3 separate regions of the Mus musculus genome follow, and regions 1 and 2 are each linked to region 3. Evidence: chromatin loops called from intact Hi-C (ENCODE). Cell type or tissue: left cerebral cortex. All regions are shown on one strand.

Region 1 (2,500 bases), 110 kb after region 3:
CACACACATCTCTAGCAATCTTAGTTACAATAGCCCCCAGATAGAAAGTACCAAATGTCCATGTCTCATTATTAATACATAGTGAACAGGTGGTCTGTCCATCAAATGGAATATTACTCAGCCATGAAAAAGCATGAAGTATCGATCCACATTCCAATGTAGACGGCCCTTGAAAATGTTACATGAAGAGAAATAAACCAGATGAGCAGATGCCTCTAAGTGAGTTTACACAAGGAGCAACGGATGGACAGCAAGATGGCTCAGCACTTAGGTGCTTGCCGCCAAGCTGAACCACAGGGGTTTGGTTCTTGGGACCCACAAAGAGAAAAGTGACTCTCCCAAGTTGCTTTCTGACTGGCACATGCACACTGTGGTAAATGAGGGGCCCCTGGTAAATAAAAATGTAATTAACAGCTTTCAGTTGTCTCTAATAATAGGTAAGTCTGTAGAGACAGGGGTGGCCTAGGTGTGGAGAGGGAAACCAGAGAGGGCCAGGGAGTGACTGGGAAGGAGTCCAAGGTATCTGCAGGGCGAAGGTTCTGAAACTCAGCTGTGGCAATGGCGTCACAAGGACATCATGTTGTTTGCTTAAAATTATAGGTGAGTCCACACTTGGTGGTCTATGTCTCTAATCTCCTCACTTGGCAAGTGGAGGCAGGAGGCTGTGGCGATCAAAGTCATCTTTTACTACAGATTTTCAAGTCAATCTGAACCCAAACCCTCCCCCTTAAGCAAAGAAAACACTGACATTGGAGAACGAATGAGAGGGAAGAGGAAAAAGCCAGGAAATTTCCCACATGTCTGGGTAGAAGTGTCTCCCTAAAATATCAAGTTGGAGTTCGAGGCCAGCCTGGTTTACAAAGTGAGTTCCAGAACAGTCAGGGCTGTTACATATAGAAACCCTGTTGAAAAACTAAAATAAATATAATAATAATTAATAATAATAATAATAAAGCAAGTTGGGGTGATGCCTTTAACTCTAGCACTCAGGATGCAGAGGAACTATGTGAGTTCAAAGCCAGCCTGCTTTATCTAGCAAGCTCCAGGCCAGTGCAGGCTACACAGCGAGACCTTGTCTCAGAGAACAAACTAACAAACGGGAATCACTTTTTGGTCTCTTTTTTTTTTCTGGCTTCCTATTCTTCTCCCTTTCCAGGTCTGAGAGTCCAGGAAGAAACCCACACTGAGCGGCAGGGATGGCCGACAGGCTGCTGGCATAGAGCATGGCTGCCCTCTGGTGGCGACCTGAAGTGAACTCGGTTAAAGGCATTAGAGAGCAGGGGACATGCTCCTAAAGGGAGGATGGAAGCAACTTCTAGGTATCTGGTGGAAAGTGACAGAGCCAGAAGAGGACATCAGACATACCCCTATCCACCCAAACACGGATACAGCATGCACGCACACATGCACGCACATGCTCACGCACACATGCGTGTGTGCACACACTCAAGGTAGCGCTGATTCTGGTTGGCTTGGAACTCACTGTGTAGATAAGGCTGGCCTTGAACTCATAGAGATCTGCCTGCCTCTGCTTCCCAAGTGCTGGGATTAACAACATAGGCTACCACATACAGTCCCCAACTGTTTTTGTTTGGTTGATTGTTTTTTTGCTTCTAAATATAGAAATAAGATCAAGGGCTGGAGAGATGGCTCAGCGGGTAAGAGCACTGACTGCTCTTCTGAAGGTCCTGAGTTCAAATCCCAGCCACCACATGGTAGCTCACAACCAACTGTAATGAGATCTGGTGCATCTGAAGTCAGTTACAGTGTACCTATGTATAATAATAAATAAATCTTTTTTTAAAAAAAGAAGATCAAACTAGAAATCCCTCTGTTGGTGGCTATTCTGGTTTTTGCTTGTTTTTTGTTTTGGGGGAGGAGTGTATGTTTCTAGACTGAGTTTCTCTGTGTAGCCCTGGCTGTCCTGGAACTCACTCTGTAGACCAGGCTGGCCTCAAACTCAGAAATCCACCTGCCTCTGCCTCCCAAGTGCTGGGATTAAAGGCGTGCGCCACCACCGCCCGGCTGGCTATTCTGTTTTAAAACAAAAAGTCTTGTCCCTGAGTGACTCTGGAAGCCGAGAACCTAAGATCTCCAGGAAGCTGAGACAGAAGGATGGTGAGTTCTGGAGAAAGTACTTCTCTGTCCTAAACATATCCCCTTCCACACCTGCAATCCCAGCACTCAGAGGTGCTGAGTTCAAGGCTACCCCGGGTTACATAGTGAGACCTTATCTCAAAAACTGAAGGGCCTGCTGGTCATCACAAAACCAAACAACTCAAACTGACATAAAACAAGAATAAACCTGAAGCCGGGCGTGGTGGTGCACACCTTTAATCCCAGCATTTGGGAGGCAGAGGCAGGTGAATTTCTGAGTTCGAGGCCAGCCTGGTCTACAGAGTGATTTCCAGGACAGCCAGGACTACATAGAGAAACCCTGCCTCGAAAAAACAAAACAAAACAAAACAAAACAAAACAAAACAAAACAAAACAAAACAAA
Region 2 (2,500 bases), 280 kb after region 3:
ACAGGCCCGTGCGCTGAAATCACACCTTTAACTGTGGTCACCTTACATTTATCCGGTGTGCATACAGACATGTATACATACACACATGGCCGCCCACCTTACGTGGCACCCGGAAAACTGTGGAGAAGAAACGAGAAGGTGTAGAGAATGACTTCTGTGGGTCAGAGATGTGTGCAGCCAACCATGGCACCCCTGAGGAGAGTAGAGGGGAGGTCAAGGCAGGGACCCAGGCACCTTCCTCCACTATCTTTGCTACGTGATCCTTCCCTGTTCATTTTCAGGGATGTAGGTCAAAGCTCAGGCAGGCACCCACAGAACACCTGCTGGGGCAGCAAGCTGACCGAGCCCTGGTCCCTTGGTCAGGAGACCTGGATCTCAGACCCAGGTTTGTGAATCACTTGCTATTTCCCAGGACAAGCCCCTTTCTACTCTTGCCTCCCCTTCTACACAGCTGGCCAGTCTGGGACTCAGAGCCACGAAGCCCCCACCCTGGCTACCGTTCTCAGTGAGGACAACTCCGCCTCCAGGAAGCATTAGGGAAATACCAGAGGGTGGTTTTAATTTAGCAATTACTGAGAGTCACCACAGCCATTCAGAGGGTGGCAGCCAGAAGAGCTATTCATGGAGAGTCTTGCTGAGGCAGGCTCCCTCACACAGGCTGCCCCGCCCTGCACGTGGGCACAGCCTGCTAAGCCGACCTAGCCCCCAAGTACTTCATACATCAGTATTGATCTGTGATTTTTCTTGTTTTGCTACAATGCTGGAGTTGGGTGGAACCCAAGACCTTGAACAAGCCAGGCAATTGGCCTACCACTGAGCTAAAAGCCCCAGCCCCGTGAGTCTCTTTTTGATGTGGCTTTAATCCATAATGAAATTTTCTGAGGTTCAATTGCTGGAGACATCCTGAGCTGGAGGTCAGGTGCATGGTAAGATTTTTCTACTGTTAATGGGAAAGTGTCTCTGTCAGAAATACTAAGGGTTTGGTTTCTTCTGTGACTCTTGCGGTGTGGTCGTGCCAGGGCATTCACCCAAAGTGGGGCACTGTTTGGTTCCCTTGTGGTGAAATGTCATTGGCTTTTGAAATGAGCTGGGCAGGCTTATTATCTAGGAGTGTTAAATCTGGAAATGAAGACTGCTCTTAGAAGTCTCCGAACGCAGTTTAGGAGTCAGAGGCGGTCCCTGGCTCCCTCATCTGGCCGTTGGTGGAATTGCAGTCTAGCGCAGGCAGCTTTCCAGGACCAGGGACAGCGCCCCAACCCCAGCAAACCCCCCTCACCCCCCAGGCTCTCTCAGGGTGGGGACCCTGAGCCTCCAGAGACAGCGCCTCAAACCCCGCTGTGCCACACTCCCTCCCTCCTTCCCTGGTGTGGAGGCGGCCCCACAGCCTCCCCTCGCCAATAGACTGTGCCTCTCTAGGCCACAATGGCACACCTGCGTGCCACAATGGTGGCACCTGCTTTGCCGCCTACCTTGTTCCTTCCACCCTTCGTTCCTCTGAGAGGATTGCTAAGCTTCACCTACGCATCCTGTAGCCTCTGTGATCTTCATAATAGGCCCAGGAGCTAGATCATGCAAGAATAGTGTATCTATCATGGCTGATGGGGAAACTGAGGCTGGCAAAGACTCCCCTGTGTGCTCCTCAAAACCTCACTCCCATCATTCACGCTCCAGCCCAAAACAACAGTAGCTACCCACTACCGTGGCCCTGTGCCAAGCACATATCTTGCCATCGAGTTAATTAGGTCAAACGGCTGTTCCCATTCCACAGGCCAGGAAACCCAGGCTCTAGGGAGCTGAAGGGCCTGCCTGAGAGTCGGGGTATAAATGGCTACACACACTCCATGACGCATTCACTTTACCTTCCAAAAGAAAGCAGCTATTCTGCTCCGGTCCTCACAGGCTGGAAAGAATGGTGCTGGAGCCCCACACTCCTCACAAGGAACAGGGTTTCTCTATTTGGTCAAACTTTAGCCTTGAAAGACACACAGTAGGTGCTTAATAGATACATGCTGATTGGTAGGCACCTGCCATCCAGACACAGTTCTTTAAGCACAGCCACACAGCCTGGACACAAAGCCTGGACCCAGGGCAAGGCAGGATCCACTGTGGGTAGGAACACAGACGCAAGAGCCACACTGAGCAGGGGCCTGGCTCACGTGACTGGAGGCTGATGCGGGGAAGCGGCAATGCCCGGTGCCATCAAGGGCTTGCATGGGGTCGTTATTTATACCAATAGCAGCAGGTGCACCCGCTGGGTCCTGCCCCACTTCTCTCAAGGGGAGGTCAGGTACACCACGAACACTCAAAGGTAGTCTATGGCTGACGTAATAACAGGAGAGAGGCAGCCATTATGGGTGAGGCAGAGAGTGAAGGGATGTCTGGAGATCCTGCACCTCGCAGCCTGACTCTCAGCCTCCCTTGAGATAGGGGCTCATAATGATGTCCTAGGCCAGCTCTGAACAGAAAGAAAGGGAAGGAAGTTTTATCCCTATCAGAACAC
Region 3 (2,500 bases):
GCTGATTCCACCCCCAGAGCTGGTCCTGAAAACAGTAAACCTCTGTTTTTATCAATACCTCTGTTTTTATCATCCACTCAATTATCTACCTACCGAGAAAAGATTCATGGGAGCTAGAGAGATGGCTCAGCAGTTAAGAGCACTTTTTTGTTTGTTTTCTTTTCTTTCTTGTTTTTTGTACATTTTTGGTTTGTTTGTTTTTCCAAAACTTTGGAACTCACTCTGTAGACCAGGCTGACCTCAACTCCGATCCGCCTGCCTCTGCCTCCCCAGTGCTGGGATTAGAGGCGTGCACCACCACTGCTGACTGCACTTGTTGCTCTGGCAGAGGACCTGGATTTGGTTCTCATTATCACATGGCAGCTCACAACCATCTGTGTCTCTCGATCCAGAGCATCTGACCCCTCTTCTGACCTCTGTGGGCACCAGGCATGCACACGGTACACAAACAGAAAAGCAGGCAAAATACTCATCTATGTCATGAAAAACATTGTAAAGGTTGCCAGGTAACTGTGGGGCAGAGCCTAGAAGAAATGCCGAGACGAGGAGCCACACACCAAGAGAGGCAGCCAGACCAAGAGGGACTCAGAAGATCGGATGAGATAAATCAGTGAAATCAAATGGACAGAATCCGGCATGCAACCGGCATCCAGTAACTGCTGAATGTCACAAGAACTCCAGAAGGCTGAGGCAGGAGGATAATGAGGTCAGGAGGAAGAAGAAGAGGAGGAAGAAGAGGAAGAGGAACTGATAATGCCAGCTAGCCCTAGAGTGAAGCTGATTCTTGTGGGAAACAAAGCCAAAAGCAGGAAATATAAATTAATCTAAGTAGACAGCTAAGAATTGTATGTTAATTCAAGTCAGCTAAACCGATCTGTAAAACATTCACTTATATAAAACCAATCAATCCATCAATCAACCAATCAATCTTTGGGCTGGAGAGATGGCTCAGTGGGTAAGAACACTGACTGTTCTTCCGAAGGTCCTGAGTTCAAATCCCAGCAACCACGTGGTGGCTCACAACCACCCACAGAGTGAGCAGATGTGTCATAAATTCAATTCCCAACAACCAGATGAAGGCTCACAACCATCTGTACAGCTATAGTGTACTCACATACATATAAATACATACATACATACATACATACATACATACATACATAAATATATAAATCTTTAAAAAAAATTCAGATGAATTGGCAGCCCTGCCTGTGCCCATCTGAAGCCCATCTTTTGCTTAGAGGAAACAGGTGTCTGAATCTCCTGTCCACAAGAGGGCGCCAGAGGCAAAGGGGAGTTGTCATCACCTAGGTTACAAATTCTGCAAAAGATGTTTTGGAGTCAGAAAGTTAATCTGAGGAACACTGAGCTGAGAGGGCGTCTGACTTTTCTGAAGAGATGTTGTTTGTTTGTTTTGTGCTGTTTTTGTTTTGCGACCAGGGCACGGAACCCAGGGCTTCATTCACACCAGGCAAGTTCTCTACCCATGAGTATTATATACATGCTTAGCTAGAGTGAGTCTGTCTGTCTGTCCTATCTATCTATCTATCTATCTATCTATCTATCTATCTATCTATCTATCTATCTATCTATCTATCTATCTATCTATCCATCCATCCATCCATCTATCTATCTATCTTTGTTTGTGTGCGGTGCATGCTTGAGTGTTATTTATTTGTGAGTGTGGCATATGCACATGTGTGCACACGTGTGTGCAGAGGCCAGAGGTCATTGTTGAGTGTCTTCCTCTACTGCTGTCCATCTCAATTTCTTGAGGCAAGATCTCTCATGGTACCTGGAGCTTGCCAGCTTGGCTAGGCCGGCAGGTGGGACAAGCTCCGGGGTCTTGTCTCCTTTGCCTGCACCGACGTGACAGATCACAGTGCCTCCATACTTCTATAGCAAGCACTTTTTTTCTTACTAAATAAAATACTAACACACCCAAAGCTGTGTGCAGCGGCATGTGCTCACTGTGAGGCACTGGGGACGCTGAGGCAGGAGGAGCAGTGGAGCTCAGGAGTTCAAGGCAATCCTGGACAACATGCTAAAACCCCATCCTCAAAGACAGTGGAAGACGGACACTGGGTCTCCCTACTGGTTATTCTGATTTAAGAGGCTCTGGGGTTTGTTTGCACGGTTGGGGATCAAGGCTAGATCTTTGCAGGTAAAAGGCAAGCACTCTACCAACTGGGCCACACCCCGGCACCTAGGTTGTGTCTCTGAAAAAGGCCCTCAGGTGCTCCTGCTGTGGTACAGCTTGGTTCAGCAGTTCGAGTGGCTGGGGCCCATCCGGAATCTTCTTCAAACCCCTATGGAAAAGCCACCACTTTTGTTCATGGGGAATTGAGGACCACATGGGGGCCCTGCCCAATGATCCAAGACCATGTTTTTTCCTTCCCACGGGCAAGAAGGAGAAGCAAGCTCTGACGGCTGCTGAATCAGCAATGCTGCGTGCGACAGGAAGCCGGCTCTGTTCGGCTCCGGGGTGCTGACCACTCTG

What was found. Hi-C counts contacts between places; a loop is a spot of excess contacts. Peaks named below come from ENCODE experiments on the same cell type or tissue, not always from the same donor. Only the 100,000 strongest peaks of a DNase experiment are listed, where the experiment ranks them.
Region 1: a loop joins it to region 3, with 8 times the contacts of the local background. A loop is called at or near these places in 40 of 42 quality-filtered maps.
Region 2: it touches region 3 in a loop (3-fold over the local background); 5 of 42 quality-filtered maps call a loop at or near these places.

What each region holds. Positions count from the first base shown.
Region 1 is chr4:137,843,607-137,846,106 of GRCm38, reverse strand. No RefSeq gene overlaps it. Among named protein-coding and RNA genes, the nearest start is that of Ece1, 17 kb to the left of the region's middle. In left cerebral cortex, a CTCF peak has its summit at 1,229 (motif pointing left); a DNase peak (open chromatin) is centred at 1,218.
Region 2 is chr4:137,674,998-137,677,497 of GRCm38, reverse strand. It overlaps a transcript of Rap1gap not described here. Among named protein-coding and RNA genes, the nearest start is that of Rap1gapos, 30 kb to the left of the region's middle. In left cerebral cortex, CTCF peaks have their summits at 523 and 1,187 (motif pointing left); DNase peaks (open chromatin) are centred at 606, 1,185 and 1,752; H3K27ac peaks cover 2,067 bases.
Region 3 is chr4:137,951,809-137,954,308 of GRCm38, reverse strand. The region is part of intron 14 of Ece1 (endothelin converting enzyme 1); the gene reads right to left. Among named protein-coding and RNA genes, the nearest start is that of Eif4g3, 40 kb to the left of the region's middle. In left cerebral cortex, a CTCF peak has its summit at 1,279 (motif pointing right); DNase peaks (open chromatin) are centred at 394 and 1,279; H3K27ac peaks cover 655 bases.